Regions from separate parts of the Homo sapiens genome. Here all the other regions are linked to region 1. Evidence: chromatin loops called from intact Hi-C (ENCODE). Cell type or tissue: Calu3. All regions are shown on one strand.

Region 1 (4,000 bases):
GGCTAATTTTTTGTATTATTTAGTAGAGATGGGGTTTCACCATGTTAGCCAGGATGGTCCCAATCTCCCGACCTCGTGATCCGCCCGCCTCGGCCTCCCAAAGTGCTGGGATTACAGGCGTGAGCCACAGTGCCCTGCCAATATAACTTTTTTCTATTGTCTTTAACATTTTGATTTTCTAACTTATGCTTCTACATTGTAAGTATTTCCAGAAAGAGATCAGAAAGAGAATCATGTAGATGCTCACTAAAATTCAATTCTTCAGGCAATTCTCCCTCAAAAATCCACAAGTGAAGCCACACTGATATTTGTATGGGATTTTTCTCAGGGAGTTCTCATGTTACACTAACATCCACTTCTTGGTATTCATTATGATTCTTTTAATACTGAAAGATTTTCAGAACTTCTTGCTAACTTGGAATCATCAACTGGCTCTAGGTGGGCCCAATAAGGTCTTTTCCTAATTCATCCAACCACCCAACACAGTATTAAAGGACTCTTGTTCAAAGCATTTATGTTATTTTTTAGCTTCCAGATATGTTTTTTACTTTTTTCAATATTTTACCTCTTCTTCATTATCCCTGACCTGATCTTTTAGATGTATGTTTAACTCTTAGACATATGGTCAATGCTTTTTTATTATTTTGTCTCATGTTTTCCAACTTTTTCTTTGAGTTCTGAGTTTTGTTAATAATCAACTTAGTGTTCAAAGTAAACATCTGACTATCGAGCATGCACACTTGTTTTTTTACTGTATTTCTTACAATGTCTAAGACCTTTTTTTCTCTTTGTTCTGCCATTCAAAGCTGCCATTCTTGTTTCATACTTGCAACATCTTCTTAAATCTGCTTAATGCGTTTTCTCCTGCTCCCCAAAGTATATTAGTTTTTTTCTGAGTTCAGTGTCCCAGGAGTTCCCCCAGCCCCCTTTCTTGTGGTTGGTTTTCTCATGTGTCTGGTGAGGGCAGATGGTCCATTTGCATCACCGCTGGTAATATTTCCACGGGTTAGGTTGGTAAGTATGTTCATGTAATACATGAACATGTAAACGCCAGGGCTCACAGCAGACAGCCCAATAATTTATGGAGTGAGCAGACAAGCAGGTTTCACTTAAGGAATATGTGGAGTGGCCTGGAGTGTTTCATTTTGTTTCTTCCTGGCCAACAATGCTTGTCTCTTCTGAAATAATGTTTCTTTTTCCTTTGAGCCTGGGTAAAGGTCTAGTTCCCTCAGTGTCTGCTCACTTTCTTTCTTAGGTGCCTATCCCCCATCTCTAAGAACAGATTTTCAGTTCAGCCTGGGGTAGGCATCACCATTCTCCATGTGTCCAATCCAGGCAAGTCTACCTCTGGAGTGCCTGTTCATTACTGATATGCTACATTCTACCTCTGCTACGAGGTTGCTGAAAAGCTAAAGTAGGATCATCTGTGAAACACTGGTATATAGCTCTGCCTTCACATACCTGGTTCTCATAAGAAGAAATGCCCTGTCACTGTTTCCTTGCTGGAAAATCCCTACTCGGTTTGTAACACGCAGCAAATGAATCAACTTTCTGCATGAATCATGCCCACACCTGAGAGAATCAGGTCAAAACTATTGTTCCCATTTTGCATATGTGGAAAATGAGGCTTGAGTAGAGCAAGTGAGACAGGCAGGTGGGACCAGGAAACATCACCTGGAATCTTTGACGCTAGACGGCAGAGAGGGGTCACCTGGGATTTTGTTCTCTCTGGTACAGCTCACTTTCCTTCCTCATGAATCAGTCCCTGGAGCATTGCTGTGCCAAACCCTTATCAACCTCAGCAGGGAAGGCGCCAGGTTCAAGAGGCCAAAGAAAAGACTCAGAATCAGCAAATGAGACACGGGGTTTTATTAGGGGCTTTCATACAGGGGGGAGAGTCCAGTGGCGGCAGGCTGGGCAGGAGAACCGCCTTATGGACAGAAGCAATCCAGTGACAGCAGGCTGGACAACGTAAACGCACAGCACAGTGGTGGTGGGCTGGGCAGGACAACCACAACCACTTGAAAACAGCATGCAGTTTATGGAGTATTTTCACTTAACACCCTCCCTGTAATGACCTCCACCTGACAACCTTCATTTACTGACCCCCCCCCCCCAACCAAAACTCAGATCCTCAATCTTCTATACAGCCCGTGTTCCACAGGACATGCCAGGGGCTCAGAGGTTCCTCATAGACAAGGAATGAATCACCAGATTGGCCACTCCTGGATTCCCGAGCTTGGAACAACACTCAGGTGTGTCTACCACACAGGGTCATTCTAAGGGTATGCTTAAGTTATTGCTGTCAGGTGCATTTACCCAACAGCATCTAACAGTGAAAGAGACTTCCACAGGGCAACATGCTGTGTTTAGCTAGCCCTATCTTTATTCTTAGGGGGATTTTTTTCCCAAATTCATATTTTATATTTTTGCTCAAATTTTTAACTGGTTTGGAAACCTGGGCCTCTATTTCATTGAATTTGAATGATGACACATATTTAAAAGTTTACCAAAACCTTCTTTGTCTCAAAAAAATCATTAAAGTACCATGAAAATACAAATAATTGTACTATTTGATACAGAAATAATTAATTAATTAAAAATAAAAGAAAATATTTTCAACCTCACTTTCTCTCGAAGGAAATTTTACTTATCATATTCTCTCTTTATTTCCCCCCTTCAGTTGATTGGATGTGTTATCTCCTTTCTGATTTTCTTCCTTCCTTCCTTCCTCTCTTTCTTTTCCTTCTATCTTCTGGTATGTTTCATTATTCTGCTCAGTTTTTTATTTAGCCATCATATTTTCAATTTTCAATAATTCTCTGTTCTCTGATTATTTATTTTTAAAAAGTAGTTTTATTGAGCCAGGAAAAAATATTTAATAAAAAACAGAAAGCATAAATTATATGTCTATTAATAAACAGAAATATTGCTTTCAGATGGCATTGAATTAGGGGATTATTCTGCTCTGGTAAAAACCAGGCTATCTATGCATCTTCTCCTGCTGCCGCATTTGTTCTGATGAAGAAACCAATTTTTGGAATACCTTCAGCACTGTCTGTGGGATATTTGCAGGGTGCACATATAAGAAGAAGATGTCTTCCTCAGTGTTATTTAACTCTGTGCAATAACAACTTAGGAACAGTGATAGCTAGAGCTAGAGAAGTATTTTCAGTGAAAACAGTGATGTCCGAACATTGAGCAATTGTAGACTGAATTCAAGAATTCACTGTAATTCACACAAAAGTCATTGTAAAAGGAAGTACTAATTTCTGGTAAAACAGATGCAATACTTAGAAAAAAATATAGACAGAGCATAACCAAATCTTAAAAGAAAAGTGTTTTGTCTCTACTATTGAACTTAGCTAAGGATTTCACCCACCCACAGTGAGGAGGGATTGGGGTTAACCTCAGAATTGCATCGTGTTTTAATCAGAGCTTTGGAAAAATACAGCCATGAGAAGCTAACTGCATAAATCGTAACTGTGCATAAATCATTCTGCAATGTGAATTCAACACTTTCAAATAAATTTCCTGTTGTCTTTATGAAGTTTCAATTATATCTTCTGCATTTACAAGCAGTCTGGTGGCCCATGCAAGGCTGTCCTGATTCAAATAGAATTCCTAAGAGTTGGTGTCTAGAAGGATCTATTTAACAATTCAGGATGTTCAGGATATTGAAAAAAGTGGCAATGTTTGTATAACATTTTTGAATTGCAAAAGCATTTTCATATTTGTCATTTCATGTGAGACTCCCAGAATCTTTGAAGGTAGGGATTTTTTTTTGGCTTACTTTTTAGCATCCTCATTTGGGAGATGAGAAACCCAAGGCTTGCAGGTACGCTGTGTTGTCTAAGGTGGTGCTGGCAAACCATTCTGGACTCCAGTCCTTAACTTCCAGAATCATCTCTTATTTGTTGATATGGTTTGGCTATGTCCCCACCCAAATATCATCTTGAATTATAGTTCCCATAATTCTCACGTGTTGTGGGAAGGATCT
Region 2 (4,000 bases), 86 kb after region 1:
TGATATATATACATAAATGTTCACACGTAGGCACCGAAGACTGTATTCTCTGAAGATATGTGTCTTAAACAAGGGCGTCACTCTTATCAGGCCAGGTGGGGCTCCCATTTGGAAATTACAGTAATATATTATCCATTAACACCAGAAAGAGGTAAGAGGAAACTAAGAAGCACCCCGCAAGGCTGGACCAAATTACAAGGCAGAATTGAAGGGAGACTTATAAACACCTGAACCATCTGTTTCTTAATTTGCAACATTTGGGCAGCTTTTAAAGGCACAATCCAGCATTTAAGTAATCTTCATTGTTCATTTGTTCAGCTCCCGTGTTCCAGACATTACATTTTTTATTAAATGGCAGTTTCTTAGGCTCAATTCAGATGGTAATAATTTGGAAGATCACTGACAAAGTGATGACATCCTAAGTTTTCTTAACTTGAAATCTTTGCTCCCCTCCCTAGGAATTATAGGAAAAGCTGAGTGTGTGCACCGAAGCTTATTTTTCTAAGGAGAGGATGCCAATGTCTCATGAGATAGTCAGAGGATTCTACGATCTCCCCAAAGTCAAGGATTGCTGTCTCTAAACATGTTACAAATGATAAATATAGAGCAGAATGCCTGCCCAGATAGGCCATCTTCTTAAGAAAGGAGGGGAGTGCTTTTATAATGTCAGGACTCCTATTCTTTGAAAAACTGCTTTATGGATATAATAAGTAGAGAATTGAGAATCACAGATACAGTTCACATTGAACAGGACAGGGAGCCTGAACACTCACTCAGGCTTAAGTTCTGAAGCTCATGACTTATGCTAACTTCCTGTAGGATGGTAGGTAATTCACTGATTCTGCTTGTGATTGTTTCCTTCATCTACAAGCCAAATGGCTGAAATACCTGGGCTGTAAATTATGCCCAGCAATTGAATCTCTAAAATATTCTTAAAGAGTATGTTTACGTATTTGGGCTTTATATACATACTTTTAAACTTTTACATGCTGAGGAATTTGCTCACATATTTACGTTTATCTACATGTGTTTTATATTACATGTTTACTCTCCTTGATGTCCTCAGGCCTCCTAGTCAAACACGTAACTGAACTTAAGCTCATTACCTGCTAGACTTTACGTGCAAATTGTGAATAGAGACCTAGCTCAGAATGTACTTAGTTTTTCTCCTGTTGCACAATACTTAGTCATTTTCAAAGGGCTTTATTTAAATTCTATTAATGGACTAGATTAAAATATGTTTCAAGAGGATAAAGAAAATGCATCTACATCTGATAAAATGAAATATACCCAGTGATCTCATAATTCACTTGGGGAAAAAAACACATGATGAGAAAGGAAATGTGATACTCACATGAAATACACCAGGTTACAGAGGCAGTGGCTGCCCTCTCTTTTGTCATTTGCCTAGATGCACTGTGCAAAATGTGTCTTGTCTTGATTAGGCCTAGCAAGGCTGAAATAAATCATTAAATACTGATAAGCAGAGGCTTTGTAAGTGGAAAGAGGTGTATAATTGTCCCATGATCACGCTCAACATTCCTGCCTCATTAGATACCTGAGAAATATGAGGCTTGGCTGACAGGTACTTGAGGGAACTACGCCACCTCACTCCACCCAACTAATCACATTCAGATTCTGAAACTTTCATAGCCACACCCTCTGAAAAAGCCACAACAGCTCCTTGCATGATCTGTTCTCTTCCATACCCAAGACATTTTCAAGTTGTCATATTTGAGCCCTGCTCTGTATAATTCACTATGGCAAAAGCTATTAGAGGCTAAGAGAAGAAACACACATTTATTTCTGCTCTCTTCAAGTTGCTTCCAAGAGATACAGCTGCCTCTTTCTCTCTCGCACCCCCACACCACCATGTACCTATTTATCATAGGTCAAAACAATAAACTAGACAAAAAAGTAAAGGGCAATGGAAGCTCAGAAGATGGAGAATTTGCATGCAGGCAACGGGTTAATGAAATGCATTTAAAATTTGTTTGCTTTTTAGAAGGGTAAGATTGTATATAGATACACATAAGAAAAAAATAAGACATTCCGGGTGAAAGAAGAGGTGGGCAAATATGTGGCTCTTTTAAAGAAAAGGGAAGTTTCTAGGAATCATCTATGGAAATAAAAGTGGTGAAATAGCCCGAGATTTGATTTTTGGAGTAATGCAGGAACGGGTACCTCACATATAGCCAGCAGAAATTCATCATTACACATTTGTTGTCATTCTTATTTTGTTTTTGTTTCCTCATTTGTTGTTAAAGACAATAACATTTAGAGAAGATATTTCTGGTAGCAGAATAGTGCTTGATTGTAATGGCAAGTACAGTGCAGGAAGAGATTTGAGGTCATGGAACTCTGTGGAGACCATTAATGTCATATAGTGGTTAGAGTGTCAGGAAATGAGTGGGGAAGAAAAATAAAATAATATTCATTTTTAAGTTGTCTAATGTATTTCTCTCTCCTGTTGGATTCAATTACAATTTTTTTTTATTATGCTTTAAGTTCTGGGATACAGGGGCAGAACATACAGGTTTTTACATAGGTATACACGTGCCATGGTGGTTTGCTGTAACCATCAACGCATCATCTACATTAGGTATTTCTCCTAACGCTATCCCTCCCCTTGTCCCCCACCCCCTGACAGGCCCCGGTGTGTGATGTTCCCATCCCTGCACCCATGTTTTCGTTGTTCGATTCTCACTTACGAGTGAGATCTTGTGGTGTTTGGTTTTCTGTTCCTGTGTTAGTTTGCTGAGAATGATGGTTTCCAGCTTTATCCATGTCCCTGCAAAGGACATGAACTCATCCTTTTTTATGGCTACATAGTATTCCATGGTGTATATGTCCCACATTTTCTTTATCCACTCTATCATTGATGGACATTTCAGTTGGTTCCAAGTCTTTGCTACTGTGAATAGTGCTGCAAAAAACATACGTGTGCATGTGTCTTTATAGTAGAATGATTTATAATCCTTTGGGTCAGATGGTATTTCCAGTTCTAGATCCTTGAGGAATCGCCACAATGTTTGAACTAATTTACACTCCCATCAACAGTGTAAAAGCATTCCTATTTCTCCACATCCTCTCCAGCATCTGTTGTTTCCTGACTTTTTAATGATCACCAAACTGACATGAGATGGTATCTCATTGTGGTTTTGATTTGCATTTCTCTAATGATCAGTGATGATGAGCTTTTTTTTCATATGTTTGTTGGCCGCATAAATGTCTTATTTTGAGAAGTGTCTGTTCATATCCTTTGTCCACTTTTTGATAGGTTTGTTTTTTTTCTTGTAAATTTGTTTAAGTTCTTTGTAGATTCTGGATATTAGCCCTTTGTCAGATGAATAGATTGCAAAAATTTTCTCCCATTCTGTAGGTTGCCTGTTCACTCTAATGATAGTTTCTTTTGCTGTGCAGAAGCTCTTTAGTTTAATTAGATCCCATATGCCAATTTTGGCTTTTGTTGCCATTGGTTTTTGTGTTATAGTCATGAAGTCTTTGCCCATGCCTATGTCCCGAATGGTATTGCCTAGGTTTTCTTCTAGGGTTTTTATGGTTTTAGGCCTTACTTTTAAGTATTTAATTCATCTTGAGTTAATTTCTGTATAAGTTGTAAGGAAAGGGTCCAATTTCTGTTTTCTGCACATGGGAATCCTTTCCCCATTGCTTGTTTTTGTCAGGTTTGTCAAAGATCAGATGGTTGTAGATGTGTGGCATTATTTCTGAGGCCTCTGTTCTGTTCCATTGGTCTATATATCTGTTTTGGTATCAATACCATGCTGTTTTGGTTACTGTAGCCTTGTAGTATAGTTTGAAGTCAGGTAACGGGATGCCTCCAGCTTTCTTCTTTTTACTTAGGATTGTCTTGGCTATATGGGCTTGTTTTTGGTTCCATATAAAATTTAAAGTAGGTTTTTCTAATTCTGTGAAGAAAGTCAATGGTAGCTTGAAGGGGATAGCATTGAATCTATAAATTACTTTGGGAAATATGGCC
Region 3 (4,000 bases), 110 kb after region 1:
CTATTATCCATGTGTGCTGGTGTGTGTATATATAGTTTCTATATATATATACACACACTTGTATATGTGTGTGTGTATATATATTATATATGTATATATGTAATCACTAGTGTGGTGGTAAAACTCTGGGAACATATAAATATACATCAGTAGAGAAGTATTTAAATAAACTATGAAACATGTATGCAATTGAATGTCATATGCCAATTAAAAGGAGTTATATATATATATATAAACTGACTTTTGTATATTTAAATAAACTACACATAATAAACTACACAATTTGATAACTTCTGAGACATATGTGTACCCATGAAACCAACAACACATTCTGGATAATGAACATATCTTTTACTACTGAAAATGTCCTCATGTCCCTGTGTAATTTCTCCATCTTGCCCTTCCAAAGCCCCTTCCATCCCCAGGGAACCACTACTTTCTCCTTTTTGTAGATTATTTCCAATTTTTCTGGAATTCTATACAAATAGAATCGTATTTACTTTTTTTGTGTTGCTTCTTTCATCATATTTTGAGATTTATTCATTTGGCTTCTATCAGAGTTCTTTTTATTGCTGAGTAGTATTCCATTGTGTGGACACAACCCAATTTGTTTATCCATTCACTTGATGAACATTTGGTTGCTTTGACTTTTGAACTATTACAAAATTAGCTACTTTGAACATTCCTGTACATGTCTTTGCATGAACATATACTTTCATTTCCTTGGAAAAATACCTACAAATGAGAAGACTATCATATAGTCAGTGGATGTTTAACTTTATAGGAAGCTGTTAAACTGTTTTCCAATGTGATTGTACCAATTTATATTTCCACAGACTGTGGATTAGAGTTTCAGTTCCTCCACATTATTGTCAGCACCCTTGTAGTCATTGTTTCCAATTTTGATCATTCTAGTAAGTATATAATTGTGATTTTTCTTTATATTTCCATAATGACTAATGATATTGAGCATCTCTTTCATGTGCTTATTTGTCATCTATTTAGTACCTTCTTCAGTATCTGTTCTAATTTTTTGTCCATTTTTTAATTGGGTTGTTTGTTACCTTATTACTGGGTTTTAGAGTTCTGAATATATTCTTTGTTTTTAAATAAACACAAGACAATGAAAAAGCTGTATATGAACATATATTCATTTGATGAAGAATATTATGGAAGGATACACATCTTGCTGTTAACATTGTATATCTGGTGATTTGGAGATATTGATGCATGTGATGAGGAATGAGAGAGGGGTAATGCCATAAAAAAGTAAAATACGTCCAAGACAAAAAGAAAGTATTATATGAAGATGGTGATTTAAACATATAAAGATGTGCATGAATAAATGATCACCAAAATGTTTACAGTATTTATTTCAAGATGGTCTAATTTCAAGTGATTTTTATCTCTTTATACTTCGATCAGCCGTATTATCATTTTTAAACCTGTATAATTAAAACACTAATTTTCATTGTTAACTAAACAGAATATCAAGGAAATTAAAAGTCTGAGTCACTGGGAGGATAGTGGTGATTTGAGGGAGAACCATGAATTTGGTTTGGGCCACCTGTATGGCATGAGAAAAGACAAAATCTTTTGTGGACTTCACAAGTGAATATTATTCATATTGTATTTCATTGCTGTAAAGGAGAGCTTGGGTCAAAAGAAAGCTTATAGATAAAATGACCATAGAAGCACTAAATTGTCCCTTAATCTTCCTAATCATGGATGTAGTCATCTATCTTATAACTAAATTTTTAATAAATTGACGACCACTCTGAGGTTTTAAAAGTGTTTCACCTTGGTGAACTTTGGGACTCAGATTTTGGATCTACCACTCTAATCAGATCTTTCATTTGCATAACTGGGATAAATGCTTGCATTCAGATGACTCATCACCAGCCTCTTTAGTGACTCATTTGTTTGATTAGTGAAAAAGCTCAAAAGAATTTTTTTTCAACACCATGGTGATAACAAGTTTTAAGAAGTTAAATAAATACCAAAATGCAACCATGGTTGTTGGGCATTTTCCTACATTTAACTATGTAATAGAAAACTTGACATAACTACAACATCCAAAAATTCTAGATAGTCATAACTGACAATGAACTCAGAGGTCAACCTGCTCAACCCTTATAATGAGAATTCCACAGATACTTATTGACCACCTATCATGTGCCAGGCACTACATATCAAAACCTCTAGAATAAAGTTAAAGCAAAATTTAAAAGGATGTTTATAGATTTGAATGTCCGTATACAAATAAGTAAAATATATACCATTTATAACTTCAATTATGTTAAATACCAAGGAATAAGTCTAACAAAGTAGAAACAAGATCTCTAGAAAAAAAATACATAAAACATTACTGGAATGAATTAAAGAATATCTAAATATTATGTTTACACTTAGAAAGACACAACATTGAAAAGATGTTAAGTTTCTTCAAATTAATGTGTAGATTTAGTGAGGTAACAATAAACATCTTTGCAGGATGTGTGTGTATGTGTGTGAGCATGTGTGTGTGTGTGTGCATGTGAGTGTGCACGTGTGTGCATTGGTATGTGTGTGTGAAAGAGAGAGGGAGGGAGGGAGAGAGAGAGGAGAGAGAAAGAGAGACAGAGAGACATAATGAGATGATTCTATAATTGATATAGTATTATATTGTATACAGCCAAGAATGACAAAGATCTTCTTGTAAAGGAAGTAGGTTTTGCATCAGCTGACATTCACAATTATTTGATAATTACATTATTAAGATTTTGTGGTGTTGATAAAAGGATGGAAGAATAGATCAATGGAATAAATGAAGAGCCCAGAAACAGTCCACACATATAGAGTAAGCTAGCAAACTGGCCATATAGATTACAAACTTCCCACTGTCAATGTCCATTCCATTTCTACGGGGTATCAGGGTGTCGACTTCATTCTGACTACTTCCTGCTGGCTGCAGGCCTTGCTAGGTGCCTGAGGAATGGAACTTACTTTCTTGGAGTTTGAAATATTTCTGTGTTCCTGGGATCACAGGGGTAACATGTCAAAGCATCATTGGATGAGGGGGTAAGATCTGGGAAAAGTGATCCTGTAACCCTATGTATGTTGTATAGCAACAGCATAACCCACAGTAAAGAAGTATGGCCTATTCCTAGAAACATAGCCAGAATGATGAGTAGTTTTTTTTTTTTTTTTTTCACCAGGAGGGTCCTGACTCAAACAAAAAAGAGAACCACTGGTTTAGTAACATCATAGGTTTGGGCATTGCATTAATTTGTTCATTCATGTCCTGGAGGGCAGAGATGTTTTCCAATTTATTTTGAATATACACCCAACATTCAGGGTTTCTTGTGTGTTTACTGTGGTCTCTAAGATGATAATCTAAACATTGCAAGAAAAGGATGACTCATACTTTCTTTGACATTCCTGCAATCGTCATCATTTTTGTTCTGTTTCGTTTTCAGTCAGGGGATAGACAAGTAATAACTATAAAATATATGACCCTGATATCAATAAGTAAGTCAATAAGTTTGTTTCCCACTGTTAATTGTACTCAGAGCTCCTGTGGAGATATCACAACAGGTTGATTAAACACACATTTTTAACAGGTTGCAGGGGGAGCTATGAATATTTACGGAGGTGGTCCTGACACATGTGTATTGAATAAACATCTGTATAACATATGGCCCATGCTTATTTTGGGGTGGAGACTTAACGTCTAAATATATTAAAATTAGGTCTTGTACATCAATAGGTCTATTTAGGACACAAATAGATCTAATTACAAAAGGGCTTAATTTCTGTAAACCAGCCAGAATTAGGCCATGGTCTGTGGTCTTTTTATCTGGATAAAGTCACTGAAATCAGTCTTTTGTCTAATTAAAGCTGCAGTTATAGCTGGCGGAATAGGGGCTGGGGTCAGTTAGTCAGCATCTAGAAGAGATGCCATTTGTTTTAACGTTGCTTATCTTGGGGCCAGTGCTTGTTTGGCTGCTTGAGAAGAAGA
Region 4 (4,000 bases), 160 kb after region 1:
CTTGTGCTTTTGCTATCATATATTTAAAAATCAATGTCTAAACCAAGGTTATGAAGATTTACTCCTATTATTTCCTCTAAACATTCTATAGTTTTAGATCTTACATTTTTGTCTTTGATATGTTTGAGTAATTTTTACAATGATGTAGCGAAGGTGTCCTATTTTATTCTTTTGCACGTGCATATTCAGTTGCCCCAACACTATTTGCTGAAAAGATTATTCTTTCCCCTTTTATTTTCCTTGTCACCTTTGTTGAAAGTCAGTTCATCATAAATGCAAGAGATTTTTTTTCCTGAACCCTTAATTCTATCCCACTGATGATGCAATTATTCTTATTCTAGTGCCACTCTCTTTTTTATAACTTTGTGTTGCATATTAAATGAAACAAAACAAACAAAAGTCTGCCCCCTCTAGTACCACTTTCCTAACTACTATAGCTTTGTAACAAGTTTTAGGACTAGGAATTGTGAGTCCTCCAAATTTGTTCTTCTTTTTAAAGATTGTTTTGGCTACTCTGCGTCCTGTGTTTTTCCATGTGAATTTTAGAAACAGTTTGGAAATCATTGCAAAAAAAACCCCACAACAAGTCATCAGGAATTCGGTAGAGGTTGTGTTCAATCTGTAGATTCGTTTAGAAAGAATTGCCATCTAAACAATATTAAATATGCTGATACATGAACATGGAATGCTTTTCTACTTTATTTATATCTTCTTTAATTTTCCTTAATTTCCTTTAATAATCTCTTATACTATTGTTTTTAATTCCAAACATTATGTACAGGATCACACAATTGAATGTTTTGATAGCTGCCAATCACCCATTACAAATGTTCAGGTAAAACAGACATATTACTTTACTTTTTTGCTATCTGCCTGTACCAATGACCCAAATTTTTCAAAGTCATGGAATATAGCCCCTGGCAGTTTCTGCCTTTAGAAAAGGCATCCTTCCAAACCCTTCACATTACATTGGCCCAGTGTGAACATCCTCTCTCCAGTAATCCCAAGCCTGGCTCATGATTCATACTCCCTGTCTCTGTTTCTTCTCAAAAGAACCTCAGCATTAGTTTACTGTCTTGTCTTTAATTCCTTTTTTTTTTTTTTTTGCATCTAGAGATTTCTTTTCCTTCCTTGCAAGATCAGATATTCATGTAAAATTGTGGTAGTATATCTTATTCTTGATTTCTAGATGTTTGTGGTGAAAGTATTTCACTTTGCCTAAGCTTCTATAATGGACAAACTGGAAGTGTCTTGCCACGTACATCTTACCAGGTCTGTTTATACAAAATCCCTAGATGATACTAAACCATTATTTCTCCATAAACCATGCTATTTCTGTTATAAGAGGGTAAAAAGTCATTTTCCTCTTAAGTATTTTCAAACCAATTTGTTTTTAAATACAGTTTAAGCATAGTCTCAAGAAAAAGTGTTAGTTCATACCCTTTCAAATGAAATCCAACATCTCCCACTTTTTTAAGAACATTGCTTTTCCAGCTTTCTTCCAGCATGTCTCAGATATTTAGGTATTAAGTTCTATTTAGGGGTATCCTCTTTGATTGAGTGAAAGTATGGAAATCTGAACTAATTATTAAGAATTCAGAGAGATGACCATTTGATCAGAATAGATAAACGTAACAAACTACAAACACAAATAAACCAGAATACACTGCAACAAAACAAACAAAAATGGAAATTCAGGGAATATTATTAAATTAGCAAGTAAGAAAAAAATACGTCGTAAAATAATTTTTTCTTCACTCTATCTCTATTTTACAAATGAAGAAACAAAGACTGAAGAGAAATAATTTGCCTAAGGCCATCTAGTGGGTGAATGGCAGAAGCCAGATTCTAACCCATCCGGTTTGATTTCATAGCCATAGCTCATTAGTTGTCTGGCTCCCATTGGGATATGAACAAAATAAACCACCATTCCCATTACGATCCTCACAGCCTTGTTCCCCAAAGTGCTCATTTTCATCTTATATTTCTTCTTCCATTTTCTAGACATCATTGGCATTCTAGTTTTCCAAATCAGAAATGTTATGATCCTCATTGCTCTTTTACCTTACATATGCAATTTGTCAGAAAAGCACCGATTCTTCTCCTTGTTTCCTTCTTGGTAATTAATGTTTTTGTTTCACCTTATGTGTACTGTGGTGTTCCTGGCTCCATCACCTCTCACCTTCTGGGAGACTTGTGCTGTCTATAATAGTTCCACCTGAGAGCCCGACCTATCCTTTGCATCTCTCTTCAAACCAGTGCCTAGCGGTTCCAGGGATCTTTTTCTAGAACACTGATGATAATCTCACTCCATCTCTAGCAATTACTTCCAGTGCTAAGAAAGTGTTTCTCAAATTCACTTTAGTGAAGAACCAGTTGATTTTGTTTTTGTTTTTTAATTAATTATCAGACTGGTATGACGTTCTTGTCTGCCTGACACAGCTCATGCCATTGGAGACTGCCCATTTGAGTTCCACAGCACTAAAATCTGTCTGTAATCTGATGAGTCATGTTCATTGATTGTGCACCTGAACATCACAGCAAGGTCAGATTGCTAAGTTTCCAACATAAATTCTCCTAGATTCTCAAGGCTAGTAGTTATTTCATGACAGTCTGGCACTGGCCTTGCAGTTACACTGTGAGTAGAACCAGTTTGGTGACTTCTATGGACTGAATGTTTTTATCCTCCAATAATTTATATGTTAAAATCCTAAACCCCAAGGGGGATATATTAGGAAGTAGGTTTGTGGGAGGTGATTAGGACATGAGAGTGGAGCCTCACAAATTGTATTAGTGTTTTTATAAAAGAGACCCTAGATGCAGTGAGCCGAGATTGCGCCATTGCACTCCAGCCTGGGCAACTGAGTGAGACTCCCTCAAAAAAAAAAAAAAGAGGCCCTAGAGAGTTCCCCTACTTCTTCTACCCTACAAAGGCACAACCAGAAGTCCCCATTTATGAATCAGGAAGTAACCACTCATCGGACAGCAATCTGCTGATACCTTGATATCAGAGTGTCAGCTTCCAGAACTGTGAGAGATCAATGTCCCTCCTTCATAAGTCACCCAGTCTATGGTGTTTTGTTTTGTTGCCTAAATGGACTCAAACAGTTATTACAGCAAGAACTTATGTAAGATTTAGATGTGAATCCTTTATTGGCTTCAGAAAAAATGGAGTGAATTGGAGTAAGTCACTTGGTTCACTTCCTTTTTTTTGAGATGAAGTCTCTCTCTGTTGCACAGGCTGGAGTGCAATGGAACTGTCTCGGCTCACTGCAATCTCCGCCTCCCGGGTTCAAGCGATTCTCCTGTCTCAGCTTCCCACGTAGCTGGAATTACAGGCCCCCGCCACCACATCTGGCTAATTTTTGTACTTTCAGTAGAGATGGGGTTTCACCATGTTGGCCAGGCTGGTCTCGAACTGCTGACCTCATGATCTGCCCATCTTGGCCTCCCAAAGTGCTGGGATTACAGGCATGAGCCACTGTACCCAGCCGTCACTTGGTTTACTTCTCTAAAAAAAAAATGTTTTTTAGAGATCGTCAGAGAGTTGCTGTGACCATCAGAGAAGATAAAATTACAACATGATGTCTAGCACATAAATTAATCACAGCCAGTGATATTTCTATTTCTGACTTAAATTCAGACTCCTTATCCTTTTCCCACAAAGTCCTTATTGTCTGGCTTTTGCCTAACCATTCAGCTTCCTTTCCTGGATTTTTACCACAGGCTCTAGGCTTGACTTTTGCCACATCATGGCTATTCTTTGGCTGAAATATTCTTCCACATCTCCAGTCATTAACTCTCCCTTAGGAATGATCTCTAGCCACATCTTTTCTTTGTCTGAGGAAGCTGTGCATCCTCTTTGCTGGGTGCTCTTTATGATGGAGTACTTACTGCATTGTATGTGTTCACTTGCATACCTTACGATAAAATCACAGATGAAAATTCATCTTCAGTGCCCATGTCTACCAGACACACACTAGAAGCTCAGTGAATTAAA
Region 5 (4,000 bases), 170 kb after region 1:
CTGCCTCCTGGGTTCAAACAATTATCCTGCCTCAGCCTACTGAGTAGCTGGGATTACAGGCATGTGTGCCACCACACCCAGCCAATTTTTGTAATTTTACTAGAGATGGAGTTTCACCATGTTTTCCAGGATGGTCTCGAACTCCTGACCTCAACTGATCCACCTGCCCCAGCCTCCCAAAGTGCTGGGATTACAGGTGTGAGCCACCATACCTGGCCATCAATCAATATTTCTTAAATTAATACATAAATAAATGCATGAGTGGGCAGAAGGATAGATGAATTTCACATTCTGTGTGAAGAAGAGTTTACTTGACAGTAATTTATACTTAAAAATACAAATGCAGGAGTCATGAAATCAAAGCTGGGGTTCCCTCACAAACCATCTAGTGTCTCTATGGGAGTTCTTCCACTGGGAGAACTGAGGTAAGGTGCCCATGGCCTCCCAGCCAGTAAAGAACACATCTGAGCTCAAAGAGGTGCTGTTTGCCTTTACACCCGGCAGGTAAGAAGAGCAGAGTCAAAGACAAAAGGAGGAATGAGGGAGCCTTGAAAGATTAAATTTCAGAATTAGTCATGACTGGCTACTGATGGTCATGTTCCCTTCCATGCATATCACTTGCTTTTACTGTTTGAAAATTCTCCACATGTATCACCTCATCTCCGAGTCCAAAGATAACCTGAATAGGTGATCTGGACATCAGTTAAAAGGTAAGGAGATGAACATCTTTCTTTATGGACATTTGGATCTTAATATGTTTGTAAAGCATGCAAACATCTTTTAAGCTCTGTGTTCTGCACCCTTGAGAAGATGTCTGTATTGCAGTGGTTCTGAAACTGTGGTAGCCACATCAGCAGCATCAGCAGCTCCTGGGTGCTGGTGAGTAACACGAGTTTTCAGGCCCCACCCGAGACCTAGTGAGTCAGAACCTCAGGACTGGGCCCAGCAGCCTGCGTTGTGTCAAGACTTCCAGCTCATTCTAAGGCACACTCAAGTCAGAGAACCACTGTTGTGTTATTGGTGCAAACATCCCAACAGAGAAAGTTAGACATACAATTTATGAAGACGTGGAAGAATAAGAGATGTCAAGGTATCTGTAAAGGAAGAATAAAATCTTATTTAGATTGTTAAAGCCCAGCAAATATGTAGTGTTTAATTGACATCCAGGAAGGTTGAGTCATTTGTCAAAGTTCACACAGCCTCCTAGGAGTTTAAATCATTATGAGTTTAAAAAGACATTTAGAATGACTACTGAGAATAAAAATGAAAAAGGACAACAAAAAATATTAAATAGGAAGCGATTCCAAATGCTAGGAATTGCTAAAAGAAGCTAGAGAGGAATTTATCTGTCAAAGCAATGCAGTTTGCTTTTTTCCACCCTGCAGTACTAAATCATGCTTTTAATTCAATAATGGCATGTAAGAATAAGCTCATTAAATGAGTTAAACTTTTGTGACCCTGAAAACTAGTTTTCTGCATGTTGAATCTGTTGAGAGCACAGCTGAGACCCATCTTCTACCATCTCTGTTGACATTTTTATCAGGTAAGAGGTCACTATGGTAATTATAGAAGAGAAAAATATAAACAAGTGCATATTTATTGTATTTCAGATTTTATCTTCTGTGTCTTCTATCCTCATAGGATGCAACTATCTTTCACACTGATAAGAGTGGCCTTCCTCCATGTTCACTCTGTCAAATGCCTTGTCACTTCATGTTGGATGATAATGTCTATGTCCATGTGAATGAAAGATTCAGACAGGCACAGATTTCAAACTCTCAGCAATTAAGAACAAATAAATTTTGTAAGTAAGAAATCGAAATTTTTTAAAAGCTTAACATTTGTTTCACTTATTTAGAAAATATGATTTTAAGCATTTACACCCTTTTTTTAAACATTAAAAATTGCGATGAGACACACCAATGTATGAGCCTGTTTATCACGTGGCCACATAAACTCAGGAATGGAGGAAATGTGATTGATGTAAATTTATAGTAAGTGGTTAGTGACTCAGGTGGTAGGTTGATAAAAAACTACTCAGAAAAGGCAGAATGGACCTCAGGCTAACAAGGCTGGATTGTATATGTTTAAATATCTTTAAAGATAATGCATTGGCCAAAGAGTCAGGGAATTGCCATGAACACAGAGAAAAGACAGTAGTTGTGGCAGAGGCAGATAAGACAATTGACCCATGGACAGCAATTGCTACTTTGCAAAAACCACAGCTGTACTGCCCTGACCACGCTTTTTAGATTACCTGCTCTCATTTTTTTCTGATCCTGTATCTCATAAAGCCTTGCTTTTGCCAGTTTTCCAAATATGGGAAAAAAATGCCTGGTCAAACCACTGTGCATTCCAACCTGCAGGAGGATTTTTGTTTATCTTTGTGAATTAGTAACACTGGCATTGCTGTTGAGTTCATTTATTCATCCAAGTATTTCCTTAGAAAGGAGCTTCCTGGGTTTCTGAGATAGTGAGCTCCCTGGTAGGGGAGAAAGATAGCATGCAGGTGTTACTATGACTTACTTTGGAAAGCGACCCAGTGGGACACAGCCCAGGGCAATGATCTACCTGTCAAGGAGGAGGTAGTGGCACCAACTGCACTTTGGAGAAAATGACACCCTTGAGCTGGTTCTAAAATGACAAATACAGTTTGGCCAGCTTTGTGTTTTTGTTTTATTTTGCCTTAAAGGAGTAATAGGAAAGGACTTTGAGGCAGAGAAGGGGACAGAAAAGCAACCCTCTAAGTAGAGTGCCCCATGCGGGGGGTGGTGTTGGGAGAGGAAGTGTTTCCACTAGTAGCCTTCGAGTTGTGATGTGGAAACTTCCACCTGCAGTGCCCAGGGCAGGGCAGAGAAGTCAGGCTTCAGGGAACACTAGGCTCTATTCCACAGGCAGATGTCAGGAAGGAGGAAGTGAAGAGTCAGCAGAGCACTTCACTTGCTGGTAGCAGGTGGAATATGGATCGAGAGACAGCCAATGGATTGAGAGGTGGAACATGGATTGGTTGAAACAAACAATAGAAATATTGTGTGATCCACAAAGGCAATTTTAAAATTCTTTAATAGCCACAAGAAACAAGTGAAATAAATGTGATAATGTAATTTATTTAACACAATACATTCAAACTTTTGTCATTTAAAATGTCATCAGTACACAAATTTATTAATGATAGTTTACACTTACTCTTCTTGTACTTGGTGTTTGAAACCTTGCATGTATTTTACACATAAAGCATATTTTTATTTACAGATGCTAAACTCATCACAATTACTCGATCTGTGTTTAGATTTCATTAAATTTAAAGTTGAAGAGTACATTCACATGCCGGAGTTTTTCAGAGATTCTGAAAGGGTTTTTTTCTCTCTCTTTTGTTTTTTTGTTTTTCTGTTTTGAGATAGAGTCTGGCTCTGTTGCCCATGCTGGAGTGAGGCAGTGTGATCTTGGCTCACTGCAACTGCCACCTCCTGGGCTCAAGTCATCCTTCCACCTCAGCCTCCCGAGTAGCTGTGACCACAGGCACATGCCACCATGCCCAGGTAATTTTCTGTGTTTTTGATTGAGACAGGGTTTCACTATGTTGCCCAGGCTGGTCTCAAACTCCTGAGCTCAAGCAATCCAACTGCCTCGGCTTCCCAAACTGCTGGGATTACAGGCATGAGCCACCATGCTCAACCAGAGATTCTTAAGTTTTCTAACAACTGAATTCAGTATCTATATTTTCTTGATTTAATGCAATTAAATACTACTAAAACTTCAGATAACTGGTTACACCAGTCACATTTCAAGTGCTCAGTAGCAACATATGGCCATTGGCTAGTGTATTGGACAACTCAGGGATAGAGCAAAGAGACTTGGAGGATAGGATCCATTTGGAAGATTTATGTTGTAGTCACAGAAATTATGACAACAGTTTAAGCAAGGTTAATCATAGAAGAATGAATATGAGATGGAATATTGGAGAACTATTAGAAGGCATAATGGACAAACTTAGTAAGAG

Evidence for each region. A loop is a pair of places that touch in the nucleus more often than their neighbours do. Peaks named below come from ENCODE experiments on the same cell type or tissue, not always from the same donor. Only the 100,000 strongest peaks of a DNase experiment are listed, where the experiment ranks them.
Region 2: it touches region 1 in a loop (5-fold over the local background); 2 of 110 quality-filtered maps call a loop at or near these places.
Region 3: a loop joins it to region 1, with 10 times the contacts of the local background. A loop is called at or near these places in 5 of 110 quality-filtered maps.
Region 4: it touches region 1 in a loop (8-fold over the local background); 2 of 110 quality-filtered maps call a loop at or near these places.
Region 5: it touches region 1 in a loop (5-fold over the local background); 2 of 110 quality-filtered maps call a loop at or near these places.

What each region holds. Positions count from the first base shown.
Region 1 is chr7:46,649,498-46,653,497 of GRCh38, reverse strand. No RefSeq gene overlaps it. Among named protein-coding and RNA genes, the nearest start is that of IGFBP3, 730 kb to the right of the region's middle. RefSeq lists an enhancer at 1,307-2,506. In Calu3, no CTCF peak of the experiment used is centred here; DNase peaks (open chromatin) are centred at 1,087, 1,737 and 2,207.
Region 2 is chr7:46,563,054-46,567,053 of GRCh38, reverse strand. No RefSeq gene overlaps it. Among named protein-coding and RNA genes, the nearest start is that of IGFBP3, 640 kb to the right of the region's middle. In Calu3, no CTCF peak of the experiment used is centred here; a DNase peak (open chromatin) is centred at 1,603.
Region 3 is chr7:46,543,941-46,547,940 of GRCh38, reverse strand. No RefSeq gene overlaps it. Among named protein-coding and RNA genes, the nearest start is that of IGFBP3, 620 kb to the right of the region's middle. In Calu3, no CTCF peak of the experiment used is centred here; a DNase peak (open chromatin) is centred at 1,904.
Region 4 is chr7:46,491,231-46,495,230 of GRCh38, reverse strand. No RefSeq gene overlaps it. Among named protein-coding and RNA genes, the nearest start is that of IGFBP3, 570 kb to the right of the region's middle. In Calu3, a CTCF peak has its summit at 1,859 (motif pointing left); a DNase peak (open chromatin) is centred at 2,530.
Region 5 is chr7:46,483,962-46,487,961 of GRCh38, reverse strand. No RefSeq gene overlaps it. Among named protein-coding and RNA genes, the nearest start is that of IGFBP3, 560 kb to the right of the region's middle. In Calu3, a CTCF peak has its summit at 2,356; DNase peaks (open chromatin) are centred at 911, 2,361 and 2,771.